Linked DNA regions of Homo sapiens: region 2 is linked to region 1. Evidence: chromatin loops called from intact Hi-C (ENCODE). Cell type or tissue: heart right ventricle. All regions are shown on one strand. Region 1 overlaps UBE3A (ubiquitin protein ligase E3A). Region 2 overlaps UBE3A (ubiquitin protein ligase E3A).

Region 1 (5,000 bases):
GGTAGACAAAAGTAGACCAGAAAAATTCAGTCATAAACAATGGGAAACTAGTAACACCACATTCCAACACAAAAGGAGAATGCAGCAGCAGACAAGACAGACCACCAGTGATGAGAAATACAAATTCAGAAAGAAATGAGCACATCTTAAATAAAAATAAGAATACTAAAAAATACTGAAGAAATATGCAAGGTAACTTTGGAAATAAAGGCTAATTTTATTATAAGGTGACCAAAGAAGAAGCAGTATGACTAAAATTTCTACTGAGGACAGACTCTAGAAAATTAAAAAACAAAGAAAATGAATAAAATAAACATAACTAAAGAAATGCATATCAAAGCATAATAACGAAAAAGATTAATAGCTAACTACATAAACATAAAACCTTTCATTTGGCAAAAAAATCCTATAAGCAAGGTTAAAAGACAAATGACAAACTGGGAAAAAATATTTGCGAATTTACCAGCGTTAAAGGACTAATCTCCTTAACATATAAAGTTTCTAAAAGTGAAGAAAACGACCAGCTGAGCAGCAAAATGAGCAAAAGACTATATAAAACTATAAACAGCTCTACAAGAAAAAATGTCCATTATCATTCATAATTGAGGTAAGCTCAAAAATTGTAACTATAGTAAAATACCATTTCTCAATTGGCAAATAAGTAAACATCCACATTTAACAACACATTCTGTTTGGAAAGTTTTAAGAAAAGAGATACTGTTGTAAACTGCTGGTGGGAATGCAAAATGTTATTTTTCTGTGAAGGAGGATTTGGCAGTATCTAGCAAAATTACACATGCATCTACCATTTGATGCAACAATCCCACTTCTAACAATTTATCTTAATGATACTTTACATATGTACGGAATAATGCATGAACATTAAGAGGATTCACTGTGACATTAGTACTAACAGCAAAAGGTTAAAAATAACCTCGATGCCCATAAATATTGATAAGCTATGCTGCATCCACACAAAGGAGCAGTATTCAGTCATACAAAACAAAATGGAAAACACCTCTGCAATAATGTGGGATGATTCTCAGGATACACTAGGAAGATTATTTTCCTAGTTCTGTCCTCTGATAAGGCCTACAAGCAGTAACGTTCAAAAGCAAAGGCCATACTTTGCATCTAAAATCTGACTTCTAAATGCCATTCTCCAACAATTTATTGGAAAAATAACTTATTCCAGGCCTGAGAATGAATGTTCGAGATTAGTTAGAAATCTCAAAATCTAATAGGGTCATTTTAAAAGCACACGATAGCTAAGCAATTTGAATATCATTTAGAGTAATGACTGTGAAACGTATTAAATACAAAAACATTCATTAGTTCGTAATATTCAAAAAGGCAGCAAAAACCAACCAAAAAACAAAATTAAATTGTCACTATTAAAATTATTACATTAACTCCTTACTCTAAAAACCTTAAATCTATTTTATCATGCCTTTTCTGTAGAACTGTTTTTCAAGGTAATCAAATGGCACCCAATGATGAGAAAAAAGAATGCCAGGTATATATGTAGGACAAGCAGATGGAAATTTTTTTTCCCCAAACAGCCATTTTGCAATCCCCAATGAGATAACAGATTAAGGTAATGATACTGATAAATACGAAAATCAGGTGAAGGGCAGGTAGCAGGTTCTGGAAAGATGATGATGGCAACGACATAGTTATTATTATTATTATTTTTTGTTTTATTCCCTCCCAACCTCCCCTACAAAAACAGCAAACTGAATGAGAAAACCAAAGACCCAGAGACATTATCTACAACAAAACCATGAACCATTGCATATAATTGGACAGAAACAAAGCTCTGACAACTACAAGACTGGTTAGTAAGGAAGCAGATGCAAGGTAACTGACTGGGTTTCTGACAGCCCTGAGAACACTGCCAACCCACTGGAAAGCACAGGCCAATCTGAAAACAGGGCTTAAAGTTTTAAAAAGTTCTACAGGATCTAATTTGCAGATGATTACAAAGGGATCATGATGTAGTAAGCTCTGGGCCCTTAAAACACCCGAATACCAAACCCCCACCAGAAACAAACCTTGTACCGAGGAAAAACTTCTGGGAATAACTTCCGAATGGACCAGGTCAGTAATAAAAACCAAAAAAAAGTTCAAATATATGTGTGGGATAGAGGAGTAAAGAAGGCAGTTTCAGAAAGCACAAGGGCATATTTTTGACCATTTTACAAAAACACAGACTTCTCCTCGTCCCTAAAAAGCGAAAAAAGTTATCCTGGCCCATCTCTCCCTCGTCCAAGTATGAGAAACTCATTTCACTCACACACACACACACACACACACAAATAAATAAATAACAGAACAGAGTGAAACAGTGTAATTATTAGAGAAAAAGTATGTGCATATACATGAGAATGGTGTCCCTACAGAAAATCAAAGTACATGAAACAATATGCAAATAAAACATGAAAACTGTAAACAAATTTCAAACTGAGCTAAAAAGAATTTAAAAAATAACAAATCATTAGAAATGGGAAATTTCTGAATGAGGGTAACTGAAAAAAAGGAAGACATGACACAACTAAGGAGTAATTAGAAATGCAAGGAAAAAAATCCCATCAAATACAAAGAAACTAAAACTAAACTAGAAGAAACATAAAGGTGAATAAAACAGAACAATAATACCAGAACCTGAAGGCAGAAGAAAAATCTTAAAATCAAAAAGAAACAAACCCATGCTTGAGACTCTCCTTGCTGGTCCAGAGCCACAGTGCTGCTGTGTACTGGCAGGAGGAATTCTGCTATAATTGGTCCTGGCAGTGTTCACCTTTCCTGCAAGTGTTCCACAGCCCAGGGACACAATGTGGTCAGGAGCACTGCCAGGAACACCAGCAAGGGGGAGCCTGCCACAACAGGCACAAGGCTCAGGAAGCACTCTCCAGCCCACGAAAATCTAGTGGGGGTCCTCTTCCCTCACCCAAACACACTCTGCGCAGCTCAGCCTGGAGAAGGCCCCTCAAGCAGCACTACTAGGAACCAGTGCGAGCCCCAGTGGACTGAGATAAAAGCAACAAACCAAAACAGCACCATAAAGCCTCTGAAAAATGGTCACTGGAACCACAGCTCACAAATATATGCTAGTACCTACATGCTATACCTTAACAGGTTACTACTGAAGTTAAAATTTTTAAAAAGTACAGAGTCTCCTGATATAATAACTAAAATGTCCGAGACACAATCCAAAAATTATCTGTCATACCAAGAACCAGGAAAATTACATGAAGGAAAGAAAACGCCAACACTGGGATGAGTAAGATGCTGAAATTATCTGGCAAGGATCTTAATGCTGCCATCAGAGAAATGATTTGACAAGCAATTACAAGTTCTACTGTTTCAAAAACGAAACAATAGAAAATCTCAGCAAGGAAACAAGATACAAGGAAAAAAAAGCAAATGGAAATTATAGACCTAAAAAATACAATAGGAGAAAAATAATCATTAGATGGGCTCAACAGTAGAGTGAAGATGACAAAGGAGAGAAATCTGAACAAAAGAGAGAAAATAGACTGAAAAATGAACCATGCCTCAGGTCCATGTGGAACAGTAACAAATGACTCAACATTTGTATCATTAGAGGCCTAGAATGGAGAAAAGAGTGACGCTGAAAGAACACCTGAAGAAATAATGGTTGAAAATTTTCCATGTTTGGCAAAAGACACAAACTTACAGCTTCAAGAAGCTGAGCGAACCCCAAATAGCACAAATAAAACTATTCTTTGGGAATAAAGGGAAAATAAAGTCATCTTCAGAAAGAGAAAAACAAAAAGAATTTCTCACTAGCAGAACTGCCTTTGAAGACTGGCTAATGGAAGTAATAAAAGATGGAATCTTGGAAAAAATAATGGAAATAGCAGAAACATGGGTACATACAACAGAGCATCACTCCCTTGATAAGTTCTATAAGTCATATTGGATAACTGATACAAAAACTGTAATAGCATTAATCCTCAAAACAATACTATTTAAAAGTGGGGAAAGAGACCCAACTGAAATTAAGGTTTCCATATCTCATTCCATGTAATGGTATTGATGGCAGTGAATGGTGGTAAGTCACATTATCTATAATGTGATACCCACAATGACCGTGAAAACAACTATAAAAAACACATAGAAGGCCAGGCATGGTGGCTCATGCCTGTAATTCCAGCACTTTGGGAGGCTGAGGTGGACAGATCACAAGGTCAAGAGTTCGAGACCAGCCTGGCCAATATGGTGAAACCTCATCTCTAATAAAAATACAAAAATTAGCCAGGTGTGGTGGCATGTGCCTGTAGTCCCAGCTACCCAGGAGGCTGAGGCGGGAGGATTGCTTGAACCTGGGAAGCCGATGTTGCAGTGAGCTGAGATTGTGCCACTGCACTCCAGCCTGGGCAACAGAGCGAGACTGTGTCTCGAAACAAAAACAAACAAACAAACAAAACAAAACCCAAACACTAAATAAATCAAGGGTCTTAAAAATCTTAAAAAATGTTCAAGTAATCATGGAAGGCAATAAATAAATAACCATAAACAGAAGACAGAAACAGAAAACAAATAATAAAATGGCAGACCTCTCCCTAACATATCAATAATTACCTTAAATATAAATGGTCTAAATAAAAAAATTAAAAGGCAGAGACTAACAGTTTTTATTAAAATGACAACTATATGCTGTTTACAAGAGATTCGTTTCAAATTCAGCAACACAGGATGAAAGTAAAATGATAGTAAAAGACAGATCATGCAAACATTAATTTAAAAAAAAACAAATGGTTACACTCATATCAGATTCAGAGCAAAGAAAATCGCAAAACAGAAAAAACTTATATAATGATAAAGGACCAATCACCAAGACATAGTAATTCTAAATGGGTATGAACCAAATGATAGAGCCTCAAAATAAATGAAACAAAACCTGATAAACAGATAAATCTCAGAAGCAGACCTATATAAATATTCTCAAGTGATTTTTAACGTATGTGAAAAAA
Region 2 (5,000 bases), 57 kb after region 1:
TGTCATTAATGTACAGAAATTCTACGGATTTTTGTATCTTGATTTTATATCTTACAACTTTACTGAATTTATCAGTTCTAACAATTCTCTGGTGGAGTCTTTAGGTTTTTCTATATACAAGATCATGTCATCTTCAAACAGGGACAACAATGTCTTCCTTTCCTACTGGGATGCCTTTTCTTTCTCTTGCCTAATTGCTCTTGCAAGGACTTCCGGTACTGTGCTGAATAGAAATGGCAAAAGTGGGCATTCTCGTTTTCTTCCTGATCTCAAAAGAAAAGCTTTTAACTTTTCAACATTCAGTATAACGTTAGCAGTGTGTTTGTCAATATGGCCTTTATTTTATAGAGGTACATTCCTTCTATACTTAATTTTTTAAAATTTTGTAGCACAAGAGAATACTGAATTCTGTCAAATGCTTTTTCTCAATTATCTCAATTATCTATTGAAATGATAACATGGTTTTGGCCTTTGTTCTCCTAATGTTGTATATCACATTTTATGGATTCAGGTCTGTTGGATAATCCTTGTACCCTTGAGGTAAATCCCATATGATCACAGTAAATGATCCTTCTAATACACTGTTGAATTTAGTTATTATTTTCTTCAGAATTTCTGCATCTAAATTAAGAATACGGGTCTGTAATTTTCTTTTCCTGGAGAGTTCTTGTCTGGCTTTGGTATCTAGGTAATGCTCATCTCCCAAAATGAGTTTGAAATTACTCCCTCTTCTTAAATTTCTCATAAAATTATGAGAACAATCTGTACTAGTTCTTCTTTAAATGTCTGCTAGAATTCAGCAGTAAAGTCACCAAGTCTTGGGCTTCCTTTGGTGGGAGATATTTTTATGACTGATACAATCCTTGTCACTGGACTGTTCACATTTTTCATTTCATGATTAAGCTTGGACAAGTTGCATGTGTCTAGGAATTTATCCATTTCTTCTATGGTAATCAATTTGTTGGCATATAATTGTTCAGTCTCTTATGATCCTCTTATTTCTTGTACTTCTCTGGTATCAGCTGCAATGGTTCCTCTTTCATTTCTGATTTAACTTGAGTCATCTCTTTTTTTCTTAGTCTAGCTAAAGACTTGTTGCTTTTATCATCAAAAAACACAACTCTTTATTTTTTTTATCTTGAGTCATCTCTTTTTTCCTTAGTCTAGCCAAATAACCTGTCTTTTGAGTTCAGATTCTTTTGTCTGCTTGCTCAATTCTGCTTTTAATGCTCTTTTGCATTTTTCATTCCATTTATTGCATTTTCAGCTTCAGAATTTGTTAAAAAATAATTTCAATCTCAAAATTTCTCATTTTGATTGCTGTTTTCCTGATTTTGTTGAATTGTTTATCTGCATTTTCTTGAAATTCATTGAGCTTCCTTAAACAATTACTTTGAATTCTTTGTCAGGCAGTTCATATATCTCCATTTCTTTATGGTTGGTTCAGGTGCCTTATTGTGTTCCTTTGACTGGTGTCACGTTTCCCTGACTGTTCTTGATCCCTGTAGTCATGTGTTGGCACCTGCACATTTGAAGAAGCTGAGACTTGTTCCAGTCTTTGCAGAGTGACTTTATTGGGTAAAGCCCTTCACCAGTCAGCCTGTCCAGAGATTATGCAGCCTGAGTCTACCGGGGCTGGCCTGGAGTCTGGGTCAGCAGGGTAGGTCCTGGAGCCTTGGTACACAGGTGCTGCTGGCCTGGCATCCTGGTCTACTAGAGTGAGCCTGAACCTTGGATCTGCAAGGACCAGTGTGAAGGCTGGGTAGGTGGATGTTGGCCTAGAATTTGGATCACAAGGGGCTGGCCAAGTACTGGGTTTGGACCCTTGTTCTGCAGTGATGTGAGGCCACAGGGGCCGATCTAGAGGGCAGGGCTGCAGGGACCACCCTAGCACTAGACAGGCTTAGAGCCTAGGGCTGTGGGATCCAGCTTGGTGCTGGGGTGGGCCTCCAAGCTTGGTTTGTGGGTATTGGCCTGAAGTTTGGGGCCATGGGGGCCTGCCTAGCATTGAGTTTTACTGGGGCGAGCTCAATGTTAGGGTCTAAGTCTGGTGTACACTTCCCCTCCTTCCCCCAGGTGAACAGTCTCTCTCTCCATGCTGGGATCTCAGGGACTGAGGGAGGTGTGACACAAGTAATGTAAAACTGTCCTTCTTACCCTTTTCAATGTGTCTTTTCTTATCTGTGTGCCACATTCAGGTAATCTCTCGTCTGGTTTCTTAGCTCTTATATTTTTGTGTGTAGACAGTTGTTCAAATTGATGGTTCTACAATGAGATGAGTGCTGCAAAGTGCTAGTCTGCCATCTTGCTGTTATCTAGACCTCAGGCTTTTCTTAAAACAACTCAACACTTTGGTCTGGCATCCCAACCTTTCCAATCATGGCCATCATCCACAGCATATAAATTCAAATACTCCAATGTTAACATCTTATGCACATGCCACTAATGATTCTGTTCCATCAGCTCTGCTAATATCCAACCCTAAAATACCATGCATAATCTTCTGGCTATTGGAGAAAAGTCTTTAAATTTCAAATGTGATAAAGTCTTTAATCTTAACTAGTCACTCAGTGGAATGAGATTCTCCTACTCTGATACGGTTTCTGATTTCAGGTAGCCAGCCAGTCAAGACTCTCAACTTCTGATCCACTTCTTCACCCATTCCCCTCAGTAGCTTCCTAAGTTTTCAGTCTTCTCAAAACCTCTAAACAAACCTTGTATTCCACAAAATATTATTAAAAAATGTTTCATAAAAAGTTTCGTGGTCACTAACCTACAGTAACATACTACCTTATATCCACTACAATGACTACTATTGAAGTACACACACACACACACTCTCACACAATATGTGATGGCAAGGATGTAGAGAAACTGGACCCCTTGTGCACTAGTGGTAGAAACGCAAATAGGTACAGTTGCTCTGGAAGAGTATGGCAGTTTCTCAAAATTTTAAAAATAAAATTACCATATGATCCAACAATTCCACTTCTGGGAAAACAATTCAAAGCAGGGTCTCAAAAAGATATTTGTACACTCCTGTTCATAGCAACATTATCTGTAATAGCTACAACATGGAAGCAACCTGAGCGCTCATCAACAGGTAAATGGATAAGCAAAATGTGGTATATACATACAATAAAACATTATTCAGCCTGAAAAAGGATGCAAATTTTGAAACATGCTAAAGATGGATGAAACTTGATGACACTGCGAAGTAAAATAAGCCAATCATAAAAGGGCAAAAACTGTATGATTGCACTTATAGGGGGTACTTAGAGCAGTCAAAATTAGACACAAAGTAGAATAATGGTTGTCAGAGGCTGTGAAGATAAGGAAATGAGGAATTATTGTTTAATGGGTACAGAGTTTCAGTTCTGCAAAACAGAGAGTTCTGATCGTGACTGTGCAACAATATTAATATACTTAATACCATTGAGCCAAATACTTAAAAATGGTGAAATGGAAAATTTTACATTATGTGTATTTTACTACAATTTTTTAAAGCTTAAAAGACAAGTCACATGGTTGGGTCACATAAATTTGAGAAATACATTTTATAGTCGTTTCTTGCAGATTCACAATATATACCGGCATTTAAATAAGGTTCCAATATTTTCAGTAAAAAAATCTTGATTTTTCCACCCTCACCCACAATTACAATTAATATCACACATCCATCTTTACTTCCTTGTTCTAATTTCATTAGATGGGCATCTTTCCTCTTATTCAAGGTCAATCACTATATCTGCATTTTTCTTTTTTTATATTACCTGTATGAGAGATACACCTGTATTTTTCATTCCAACCCTTAATACCTCGAAAAACTTTGCTTTGATAATTACTACCTCTATTATCTGAAACATCTTTAGTCTTCACAATAAATCACTAAAGTCTTACTTACTTCATGTCCTAAATATTTGTCTTAAATCCAGAAAAATTTATTTTGAATTCCTATTATACCACTGTCATTGTCAAGGCTCTCACTGACTGAACTACCTTACCACCACACGTTTCTCTTCAATCCTTTCTCTCTTGCAAGGTTATTAAAAATACACGTTTGACAAACTTACTATCTACCTACTGAGCAAATTCTTTGCTGACTCCCTAATACCTTCTATCACATCTTATCTTCTTCATTTTCCTACCTCTCAGCTAGTTTATGATCTAAAAGTCCTCAACTGCCTATTGTCCCCTACTCCCTATGCTGCTTCTAACTTTGGCTCATACTTCTGCCTGGAATAAGCCGCTCATGCTTCTAGCTGCCTGATTCCCAGTCACATTTCAAGACTGAACTTAGCATTTCCTGGCCACTCTTACTTCCCTGCCATCTACACTAGATTCCTATTGCATACCTGGGTACTCCAGTACTCCTTCATGTTACTATTGTATTTTGGATACCATTCTACCTCAGTGACTGAAATTATTTGCTTCTGCATCTTTCACTCTTGAGTATAATATAAATTTCTGTAGGGTGAAAACTAATTATTACGCATCTCTGTATCTATAACATAGTACTTGATGCCTTAAATATGGTAGGCGTTGAGACTGTTAAACTCAACTCTTTCCTCAACCTCCCTATTTCCCTACAACTGCTACCAGGGAAGCAAAAAGACTAAGAATTTAGGCGTGTGCATTTATCTATCTAGTAGTAGAAACCTAGTAAACTGTTACCGAGGTTTAGAGTTATCTGATAGGAAAAAAAGTAGGTATGTTCCTATCTCCCATTTACTGCTAAATGATTCCTTTCTTTTAACCAGAAATTATTTCCAAATAATGTGACGTAATTTAAAGCAGTCTAGGGCAACTCAAAATAAGAACCACAGTCTCAACCAAGTTACACTTACATTCGGCTAGCTTCAATGTCGTCAGACTGAGGTTCTCCTGATCTGTAAAATGCAATTGAGAAACAGTTAGCAAAATATTCCATATTCCAAAAAAAAAGGTAGACATATTACTTAGGAAGACAATTTTGTAAACAAGATTTAAGCACTAAATAA

What was found. A loop is a pair of places that touch in the nucleus more often than their neighbours do. Peaks named below come from ENCODE experiments on the same cell type or tissue, not always from the same donor. Only the 100,000 strongest peaks of a DNase experiment are listed, where the experiment ranks them.
Region 2: a loop joins it to region 1, with 4 times the contacts of the local background. A loop is called at or near these places in 5 of 110 quality-filtered maps.

Annotation. Positions count from the first base shown.
Region 1 is chr15:25,343,274-25,348,273 of GRCh38, forward strand. The region is part of intron 11 of UBE3A (ubiquitin protein ligase E3A); the gene reads right to left. All of the region lies in intron 146 of SNHG14 (small nucleolar RNA host gene 14), which reads left to right. Among named protein-coding and RNA genes, the nearest start is that of SNORD109B, 67 kb to the left of the region's middle. In heart right ventricle, a CTCF peak has its summit at 2,858; a DNase peak (open chromatin) is centred at 2,858; H3K27ac peaks cover 553 bases.
Region 2 is chr15:25,400,614-25,405,613 of GRCh38, forward strand. It overlaps UBE3A (ubiquitin protein ligase E3A), which reads right to left. Exons shown (of 13, transcript NM_130839.5): 4 at 4,848-4,889. The region is part of intron 147 of SNHG14 (small nucleolar RNA host gene 14); the gene reads left to right. Among named protein-coding and RNA genes, the nearest start is that of UBE3A, 36 kb to the right of the region's middle. In heart right ventricle, no CTCF peak of the experiment used is centred here; no DNase peak of the experiment used is centred here.